Regions from separate parts of the Homo sapiens genome. Here region 1 is linked to region 2. A link is a loop called in an ENCODE intact Hi-C map of the cell type or tissue named here. Cell type or tissue: dorsolateral prefrontal cortex. All regions are shown on one strand. Links, peaks and the distances in the headings refer to the core of each region. The heading gives the core; the rest is flanking DNA.

Evidence for each region. Hi-C counts contacts between places; a loop is a spot of excess contacts. Peaks named below come from ENCODE experiments on the same cell type or tissue, not always from the same donor. Only the 100,000 strongest peaks of a DNase experiment are listed, where the experiment ranks them.
Region 1: a loop joins it to region 2, with 2.4 times the contacts of the local background. A loop is called at or near these places in 2 of 110 quality-filtered maps.

What each region holds. Positions count from the first base shown.
Region 1 is chr1:42,312,270-42,317,650 of GRCh38, reverse strand. All of the region lies in intron 1 of FOXJ3 (forkhead box J3), which reads left to right. Among named protein-coding and RNA genes, the nearest start is that of FOXJ3, 20 kb to the left of the region's middle. In dorsolateral prefrontal cortex, for the core only: CTCF peaks have their summits at 2,767 and 2,974; a DNase peak (open chromatin) is centred at 3,019; H3K27ac peaks cover 1,180 bases.
Region 2 is chr1:42,256,648-42,262,028 of GRCh38, reverse strand. All of the region lies in intron 4 of FOXJ3 (forkhead box J3), which reads left to right. Among named protein-coding and RNA genes, the nearest start is that of FOXJ3, 76 kb to the left of the region's middle. RefSeq lists a silencer at 2,536-2,585. In dorsolateral prefrontal cortex, for the core only: no CTCF peak of the experiment used is centred there; a DNase peak (open chromatin) is centred at 2,488; H3K4me3 peaks cover 1,409 bases; H3K27ac peaks cover 4,140 bases.

The sequences.
Region 1 (5,381 bases), core at 306-5,305, 56 kb before region 2:
CTATTAAAAGCCAGTATTCTCTTTTCAGTTTTTATCCTTCTTGATCTACACTGAACATGATTGCCTTTCTCTCTCTTATATCACTTGCTGCTATCTGCAGTCCAACTTCCTCAAGTTTTTTTTTTTTTTTTTTTTTATGGTTTCTCTTAATTATCTGTGTGGCCTCTCTTCTGATAGATACTCTGTGGTGAATTGCAGATCCTCATGATTTTAATTGCTCTCTGAAAGCAGATGACTTCTTAGCTCAAGATGCACCTCTGCCTTCAGGTTTAGCTAGAGTGGCTGGGATGAACAACTGATTGCTTCTCACTCATCAGGATTCTTTCCCTTTACTCTTTCCTCTGGCACAGTTCTTCTATTTGGGTTGATTAGGATACAGATTATTTTTGTGACTGCTTTAATGATTACCTGTTACTAATGGTATAATAATCTGAAATGTTCAGTCAAGTTTCTTGAATCAAAGGGGTTGTTTCTTCATGAATGTTAGTGAATGTTATACTTTCAAGTCTTTTGGAAAGATATGGCTGAATTCAGAAGCAAAAAAAGGGAATAGCTTCTTGACCTCTAGAGCTGTGACAGTTTTTTAAATAAATAAAATAAATAAAAAATGAATTTTTAATTTTTTTATTTCAGTAGGTTTTTGGGGAACAAGTGGTGCTTAGTTACATGAATAAGTTCTTTAGTGGTGATTTCTGAGATTTTGGCGCACCCATCACCCGACCAGTGTACACTGTACCCAATGTGTAGTCTTTTATCCTTCACCCCACTCCCACCCTTTCCCCTGAGTCCCCAAAGTCGATTGTATCATTCTTATGCCTTTGCATCCTCATAGCTTAGCTCCCACTTATGAGAACATACATCGTTTGGTTTTCCATTCCTAAGTGTAATAGTTTTAACAAATTTTTAATTCTTACCTTTGTCTGGTGTTACACTAATGCTTTCACTCAAGCTACTGTCATAGTAACTGAGGCATTTACTGCATTTTTCCATTCTTATGAAGGAGGAAATTAAGCCTTAGGGAAGTTAACATATCCAAGGTCACACAGTAACTGTCAATAGTTGGGATTCCAGTCTTGAGTCTTCAGCTACAAGGTCATGAATGGTAGTAAGTTTTTTGTAAATTATAAAGCATTGCATTTCTGTGTAGGTGGGAGAGGGGAGAGAGCTCGTAAGTATTTCGAGCTGGGTGTGATGACTCATGCCTGTAATCCCAGTGCTTTGGGAGGCTGAGGTGAGAGGATCATTTGAGGCCAGGAGTTTGACATCAGTTTGGACAACACAGCAAGACCTTGTTTCTACAGAAAAAAAAAAAAAAAAGGCCCAATGCAGTGGTGTGCACCTGTGGTCCCAGGTACTAGGAAGGCTGAAGCAAGAGGTTTGCTTGAGCTCAGAAGTTCGAGGCTGCAGTGAGCTATCATCTGGCCACTGTACTCCAGCCTGGGCAACAAAGCAAGACTCTGTCTCTTAAAAACAAAACGAACTTATTCAGAGCTTTTTCAAAATACTTAGTTCTATTTCACTCCATGCCCCCAGATAATATGTTATTATACAACTGTTAGTGTGTTGCGATGGCTGCTTCCTAAATGTGGATAGTTTGTAACTCAGTTTAATGTACACTTGAATACTGCTTATGTTAAAAGAAATTCCATGCTTTTCTGTTGGTAATGGAATATAATACAGTAAATAGCTTGTATTGCAGCATACTCATTAGCTAATGCCTGGCTTTTAGTACTCATTCTGGTTGTGTCATTCTACTCTTTCTTGATACATATTAGTTTTCAAAAGATTTGGAGATTTATGCTGTAGGCACCAAATAAAACCATGTAAATAAATTATGGATGTAACTGAATGAGTTAATATAGTTGTTCAACTACAGTTGATGCCACAGAGATTTGTTTGTGACTTGGAGGACTTTGAAATTTCCTGACTTCAATGTGAACCTTAGCCTTCTTTTGTGAGATTTCCCTGTTGCTGTTCAGTTGCCTGGGTAGGGAGAAGACTGATATATGTTTGTTCTTTCAGTCAACAAGGCTAGGGTTCAGGACGTCATTTAAGGACGGTAATCTAGAGGAAAAATGAATAACACTGGAACTAAAGCATTGAAGCTAGAGCAGATTGGAAAGATAACTAGAAGTTAGAATTTGATAGTAAATGGTAACTTATTGGAGGTACTAAGGGTGTTGGTGTTTGGACAGTTTAGTATGAGATCATTTTCCCTTGCCTGAGTTTTGAGCTGATTGAGAAATAAGAACCTACAGATGAAGAAGCAAGACAGTACCTTTAAAAAAATTAGCTTTTTATTCAGGTAAAAATCACATACTGTGAAGTTCACCATTTTAAAGTGTACAATTCAGTAGTTTTTAATGTATTCACAAAGTTGTGCAACCATTACCACTATCAATTAGGCCATTTTCATCACTCTAAAAAGAAACCTCCTAGCAGTCACTTCCCATCTGCAATCTTCCTCTCTTCCCCCATCTCCTGGCAACCACCAATCTACTTTTCATTTCTATAGATTTGCCAGTTCTGGACATTTCGTATAAATGGAATCATACAGCATGTGGTCTTTTGTGTCGTTTTCACTTAGCATGAGGCTTTCAAGGTTCATTTATGTGGTAGCATGTAAAAGTACTTCATTCCTTTTTATGGCTGAATAAAGTTGCATTGTATATTTTATGGCTGTTACTTAGATAAACCATACTTTGTTTATCTGTTCATTAGTTGACAAACATTTGGGTTATTTTCACTTACTGGCTTTATGAGTAGTGCTGCACATTTGTGTGCAAATGATCATTTGTGTGCATGTTTTTGTAGGAACATTTAAATTCTCTTGGAGATGTATATGCTTATAATTGCTGGGTTTTATGGTAACTCTGTGTTTAACTTTCAAAGGAGTTGCCTTTGTTTTTGATAAAACCTATATTGTAGAACGTGACTTAGGTTTAAGAGCCAAATGAGTTGGCTGACTTTCTGCAGCCCCTCATGCCCATCTGTCAGTGGGACAGTGCACCCTAGAGGATGTTTGGGTCAGCAGAGCAGACACACTCAGATCATTGCCTTGTAGAATCCTGGATGGAGAGTGAAAAGAAAGAGACTGAGGGCTGGGCGTGGTGCCTCACGCCTGTAATCCCAGCACTTTGGGATCCTAACCGAGGCAGGTGGATCACCTGAGGTCAGCAGTTCAAGACCAGCCTGACCAACATGGTGAAACCCCCTCTACTAAATACAGAAAAGTAGCCAGACATGGTGGTGCATGCCTGTAATCCTATCTACTTGAGAGGCTGAGACAGGAGAATTGGTTGAACCCAGGAGGCAGAGGTTGCAGTGAGCCGAGTTGGCGCCATTGCCCTCCAGCCTGGGCAGCAAGAGTGAAAACTCCGTCTCAGAAAAATAAAAAGATTCTGAGTCCCTGGTACTCAGTTCTTTTGTTAAGTTAGCTCTATGTACTAACCAGTTTACCTCTTTGGAGAGGAATGGGCTAAGAGGCCAGGAGTGTTTACTGAAGTAATTCCTCATAGAGACTAAGAGTTGGAAAAAAAATTAGTCTGCTCTAACAAAGAGTAAGAGTTAAGCTAGAAACCTGAAAGCCATTCTTAGATGAAAAGGCTGTGCCATTTTATCCAGGAAGGAAGTATATTAAGAGAAGATGATGAATTCAGTTTTAAACATGGTAAATTTGGGATTTCCAGGAGGGAATGTTAGATATTTGTTTGGAGATTAGGAGATTGATCTCTGCTAGAGATGAAGATTTGAGATCTATCTACCTTCAGGCAATTAAAATACAAGACTAGGTAAATCACACATAAAACAGTAAAGAAGTATGTCTAGTAATTTTTTTTCTTTTAAATAAAGAAAGCTGCTCTGCTGTGTACGAAACCATGACCCAGAGGCAGGTTGTCTGTGAGTGGTTTAGCGCCAGGTTCCCCACGAAAGTGTGTTCCGTGACAGGCAAGGGGACGGCTGCCTTTTTAGCCACACCCCATTTCCCAGGACGAGGGGCAGTCCACACTGGACCCTGGTCCCAAGGATGTCTAGTAACTTCTATATCTGCATTCCTTGTGGTTTATTGTGCTAACTGATGTTTCTGCTGTATTTTGCTGTGAGTGGCTGATTTCCTTCTGGGTTTTGTGATTTTTAGTTATGAATACATTTATTTTGAGATCTTACCTGTGGGAATTTTTCCAGGCTTAGGTCAAAGGTGATTTCCTCCAGAGAGAACGTACATTTGCTTCTGTCAAGATTGGGTGGGGGATACAACCATCCTAGGGCTACCCTAAACACAATTCTAGGTATGAAGCTTTTTTTTTTTTTTTGAGACGGAATTTTGCTCTTATTGCCTAGGCTGGAGTGCAGTGGTGTGATCTTGGCTCACTGCAACCTCTGCCTCCCAGGTTCAAGCGATTCTCCTGTCTCAGCCTCCCAAGTAGCTGGGATTACAGGCACATGCCACCATGCCCGGCTAAATTTTTTGTATTTTCAGTAGAGATGGGGTTTCATCATATTGGTCAGGCTGGTCTCAAACTTCTGACCTCAGGTGATCCGGCCGCCTCGGCCTCCCAAAGTGCTGGGATTACAGGTATGAGCCACTGCGCCCAGCCGGTATGAAGGTTTTAAAACCATAATCTAGGGGAAGATCAGCTTGTGGTTGTGAAATATCAGGGAAGACACCCTTGCACTGCTGTCACAGTCCCTGATCCCCTCCCAGCACTAAGTGCTGTGGTTAAAAAAGTAGTTTTCCTGGCAGTTTTCTTGGTTAAGAACTGAACATTGCTGCTGTCATAGTCCTGGATCCCCTCACCAGCCCTAAGTGCTAAGGTTAAAAAAGCAGTTTTCCTGGCAGTTCTCTTGGTTAAGATCTGAACGTTGTTGCATCTTGTACATTGTGTCCCACAAGGTCTTGGAATTGCAAGCCAGAATTCATAGTGCTTGGCATAATGCCCTAAAGGTGAAGGAAAGCTATTGTCAGTACTCTGCATACCTTTCTAGTTTCCACTGTTTCACCTAGTTTTTGGATTCTGATCATACCTCATTTTCTGTCAAGTTTTTGATTTATATGTAAAGATTTTAAGATACTTTACTCAGCATTTTCGTTATTTTCAGTGGTTACGAGATTGAGCCATCCACCCTGTCATTCTGGAAGAAATAGAAGTGTCTATCTGCGTCTCTCTTCAGTGTATGCAGGGATAATTATTAGATGCAGGGACTTCAATCACCTTCTAAACCAAAGGTTACAAACTTGCAGCAAAATCCAGTTTCTGTTTGGCCTACATAGTATTTAGGAAATGAAAATCAGGGCCAGGTGCAGTCGCTTATACCTGTAAGCTCAGCACTTTGGGAGGCCGAGGAAGGAGGATCACTTGAGCCCAGGAGTTCAAGATCAG
Region 2 (5,381 bases), core at 250-5,249:
CCTGGAATTACAGAAAAAGTCTTAGAATGAATGTTGAACAAGCAAAGCACAGTTGGTTTCTTAGTTCTTAGATTAGTACTTTTTCCATGATATCAGTCTTCCTTGAGAGGGAGACCAAAATGTTAGTTAAGTTTTGGTACTTATGAATTGTTGTTTCTTTTTGTATTACAGTGTTTCCTGACATTTGAGGAGCTTTTCCAAAACCACCCTCACCACAGTGGGAGAAAACCATTGAGCGAAGTTGGGGTGGGAGTAGATTTTGGTCTTGGGTATGGGACGGACTTTATAACCCCTTAGGATTTTGCTAGCTGCTGCCATGACTTAGGTCAAGAGGTAGAAGTAGCTCGTATAGCATCTTCTCTGTATTTTCACGATACAGCTTTCTGTTCATTGTATTACCAGAGAGGTGTGAAGAACAACCTAATCTTGAAGTGTATTGTTGAATCATAGATGTTTTTATGTGGCTATCTATTCCTTACTTAATCCTTCATTTTCAAGAAGATTGTGTCGTAAAAGCCCTTAAAATTTGGTACCCTTTATGTACATTGGTGGTCTGAGATTCATTTTTCTCACCTCTTTACAACTAATTTCAAGCAGCTATGTTACCACTTTATTAAAAAAAACACACACACACACAAAATGAAATTCAGTTTTGCATCCACTTTGCTGCTTTTTTGGGGACAGATTTGTTTTTCTTTTCTCTTGATTATACCCTTTTTACCCTGTCTATACATTCTGCAGTCTATCTCCATTTTTTAAATCCCGTCTTTTGTCTCTTCTCTTTTCATTAGTTCTGTTTTCTCTATATTTGTCTTTTTTTTTTTAAATTCTTTGGGTTATAAGTCTTATTGTGTAATTCATACATGTGTCTTAATTATCTTAAAGGTAAATATTTACATCAGGGAAAAGCAGATTACTGGCTAAATATAGTTTAAAAAATATAATTTTCTTTCTCTGCTTTTCAGCTTAACCTTTTCTCAATTTTGTTTCCCTTTCTTCAGTTCAGAGAAATGATCTTTGACTTGAAAGGAACTAAAGGATTATAGGGCTTAGTTTCAACAGTTATCTAAACTTAGTAGCAGTGGGCTCTAATAGAACTGAGAAAATAGCTAAGAAGTTTAAAACCACATGAAGGCCACCTGACTATCCTGGGGAAATAACTACAGTTAATTCATAGAAGAGTTTTTAGGGGTGTAGGGGTTGGGGAATCTTTGTCTTGCCTGGGAATGGGAAGTTGTAAAGCCTCAGTGACCATAGAGATTGGGTTCTCCTGGTTTGTGAGGAAATAACAAATTCACTGCTAAGAGACTAACTTTTGAAACTTACAGGATTGTGATTTTTTTTTCTTTAAAAATTTCTTTTGAGACAGGATCTTGCCCTTTTGCCCAGTGCAGTGGTGCTCTCATAGCCTACTGGGCTCAGGTGATTCTCCAGAGTAGCCAGGATGACAGCACATGCCACCATGCCTGGCTAAGTTTTTGAAATTTTTTGTGGAGATGGAGTTCTCACTATGTTGCCTGGACTGGTCTTGAACTCCTGGCCTCAAGTGATCATCCTGCCTTGGCTTCCCAAAGTGTTGAGATTAGAGGTGTGAGCCACCACGTCTCACAAATTATGAATTTTTTTCTATTCCTATTCTGTAGCTTAGTATAAGGGACCATAACATAGTTGACTGATCTTTCTTTTCAAAGGGTATTCTTTTTGGGGGGGCTATATTAGTATTATGTTATATTTATTTGTAAATTGCTTGTTAATCTCTGGTATCCCATTTTGGTCATTTTCTTTAAAAAATATGTAGAAAAACTGGAGAGGTTTGAGGGAACATAAAATATAACATTAAATGATGAACAGTGTTGTAGGAGTCGTAGGTATTACCTTAAAGAAGGAAGATAAGAGTATAATTTTAATGCTAGTCTTAAGTAAATGCATGATTTTTGTAAAGAAGATGATGACTGTTTATCTGTGTTTCTGTACAAACTAAACAGGAAGTAGGACTGAAGGATAAGCAAGAGTTTGGTTGGACCGAAATAAGAATGTCATATTTATTGAAGTGAAAAAACACTGATACAGCTTCCCAAGGGAGACTTTAGAGTTTGTCACTTCTGAAGCACTTGAATAGATGAGGTTGCTAGCATTTGTCATTTTAACTCATGGTAGATAAGAACTCGAGTTGAAGGCTGGAAGAGGATATGATCAAGTTTAGCTGAGGGACGAGTCAGAGCAAAGCTGGGTAGAATCAGGAATTAAGGGAATTAATATAAGTACTAACGTGAGATCCAAGAGTGAAGAAATGGATTAGTGCCATTGAGTGATTGTCGAGACAGAGGTGAATTATGAATGTGAGGCATTCCATTAGACAAACCAAGGTTAGAAAGCTAAGGTATTCAGAAGATTAGAAAGATTGAGTTAGATAGAAGTGAGAGTCTGATTCAGGGAGATAACACTGCAGAAGCTGAAAGAAGTTTTGGCCTAGAGCCCTGACGTTAATACTGTTTGAGCAGTGTGGTTGCAGCTGCCTTTTGTTGAGACATACAGTGTTCTCTGTTCTCTTTTTAAAGTTGGAAGAGAACATTTTGTTGTTGTTGGCCTCTTTTTTCTTTTCCAGATCTAAACTACTTTAAAAAAATAACATTATACCTAGAAATTTAAAAAAAATTATATATGGTGAAATTTACTCTTTGGTGTGTAATTCTATTAGTTTCAACAAACACAGCGTAACCATCACTGTAATCAAAATAGAGAACAGTATTCCAGATTGTCACTTGGTAGTCAGCCCTTTCCCTCATCCCCAGGCCTTTGCAACTACTGATCTGTTTGTGTCCCTATAATTTTGCCTTTTCCAAAATGCCATATAAATGGGACTCATATAGTACATGGCCTTCTGAGTCTGGCTTTTTTGCTTTAGTATAATGTATTTGAGAGCTATCCATGTCGTTGTGCATATCAGCAGTTTTGTTTCATTTCATTGCATATATTCCATCACACGGATTTATCAGAGTTTAATCACTATTTGAAAGACATGTTTTTGTTAGTTGTATGATCATTTGACCATCAAGTTACTTTCTTTTCGGCTTAGACTTGACAGATATTGAGCTATAACACTCAAGTAGTAACATAATAGTCAAGTTAAGCTGCCTTGTGAGTGGATTATGTAGGTGAGCCATCTGTTTCTTGGGAATTCGTTATGATATAGTAAAACTTTATCTCTAACTTAAAGTTTCTAAAAGGATTGATTGGCACTATGATTTAAAAGCAAGATATGTCTGTTAATCCCTTAATAGGATGTACTTTTTAAGTATCTTTAACATTTAGGGGAATTGTTTACTATACCACAGTCAATATGCCAATTACATATTTTAATCCATTAAGAGTAAATTTCTTAACACTCTAGGCTTAATTTGATGATCAATGTATTTAAAAGTAATAAAAACTTGTATTTGTTCAAAAAGGGTATTTCAAGGACCTAAGCAGGCATTGGAATAGTTGTTATCCACATGTTCATTCGGTCAACTAGCCAGACAAGCAGACTGCCTTTGAGTACTTACTGTGTGTTGTGGTCTCAGTAGCTATTTAACCTATTGTCCAAGCTAGAAACTTCTGAGAATGAAAGTGGTGCTATTCTTAACTATGTTTGGGGAACAGTTATAAAGCAGGATTGAAACTCCAAGTATGGTTGCTCTAGATCTGTGGTGCATGCAAATGCTGTGCCTGAGCAGTTACCAGGAACAGCATCCTAAGAAGTTGGGAGAAAACAAGGCAAACAAATCTTTTGAAGTTGGATTGCCAAAATAAACTGGGAGAGGTTAAAAAAATAAAAGATGAAGGCATGGTATAAAGCCAAAGAAGTCAGGGACAAGAGGAATCCAGCTCCTGAGATGAATATGCATTGAAAGCTAAGGAAGAGCAGAGAATTGTCTATGATGATTCCCTTTACCAACGGGCATATACTTGGCAATAGTAATAGATTTCACCATTTGGAATGTTTAGCTATTTATGACAGGGACTGCTCTCCCCAGGAGTCTGAAATTAATATTAGCATTTTTGGTTTATTTGTACTTAATCAGGTAATGGCTTTTTTGTTAGGCTATTTTCAACCTAAGATAAATATGCAGGGTACTTTGTGTTGACATAAAATTTTAGCTAGAAATAAAGTTTTGGAATAGTTAAAATGCACTTTATTTGAAGTAATAAATACTTTTTAATGATGGGAATAACAACATTTAAGTTTATTGTTGATCTTTGACACATCTTCATTTCTGATGCATTTTCTTTTCTTTCTTTTTTTTTTTTTGAGACAGAGTCTCACTCCATCACCCAGGCTGGAGTGCAGTGGCATGATCTTGTTTCACTGCACCTCTGCCTCCCAGGCTCAAATGATTCTCCTGCCTCACCCTCCCCTGTAGGCGGGATTACAAGCGTGTGCCACCACGCCTGGCTAATTTTTGTATTTTGTATTTTGTATTTTTTTCTTTTTCAGTAGAGATGGGATTTCACCATGTTGGCCAGGCTGGTCTCGAACTCCTGACCTCAAATTATCCACCCGCGTTGGCCTCCCAAAGTGCTGAGATTACAGGTGTGAGCCGCTGTGCACAGCCATTTCTGATGGATTTTCTATATCTTGATTACCTTGATTTTTTTCTGAAGTTTATGAATTGCTGGTATTTGTTTGCTCTCTTCTACTTAACAGTGACACCTGGTTTTCAGTTGGGTTCCACTTTCCTTCCTTCTGGAATTAACTTCTGTTTTAGGGTATCTTGATTGATTTTTGGAAAATGTGGTCAAAGTTGTAGAATTCTTGTGATCTTTCTTTGGGATTTTACAGGGTAAGCCACTGCAGTCTTTTCCGTCAGAAAGGACATTACTGTGTTGTACTAGAATTGTTGATATAAATTAATATCTGCATCTGTATATTGCTTTAAAGAATTTAGAGCCATTTTACATGCATTATCTTGATCCTCAAAATAAGCCTGTGGTCAAGCCCCGGTTTTAGATAGTGATCCTTGAGTGCATAGTAGATTTTTTTCCGTAAGTTCACATAATAGAACTACATGTAAATGGAATCATTCAATATATACTCATTTGTGTCTTTCACTCAGCATAATGTCTATAATGCTGCTACATATATCACTTGTTTGTTTCTTATTGTTAAGTGGTATTCCATCATATGAATCTATGACAATTTGTTTATACATTTATTTGTTGACAAACACTTCAGGTGTTTTCAGTTTTACGCTATTAATAAAGAATTACTAGTAAATTCTTAAACAAGTTTTCTGTGGACATGCTTTCATTTTTCCTGAAGGATAGAATTACTGGGTCAGAGGGCAGATGGAAGGTTAACTTTATAAGAAACTGCCAAACCCTTTCCCAAAGTGGTTGTG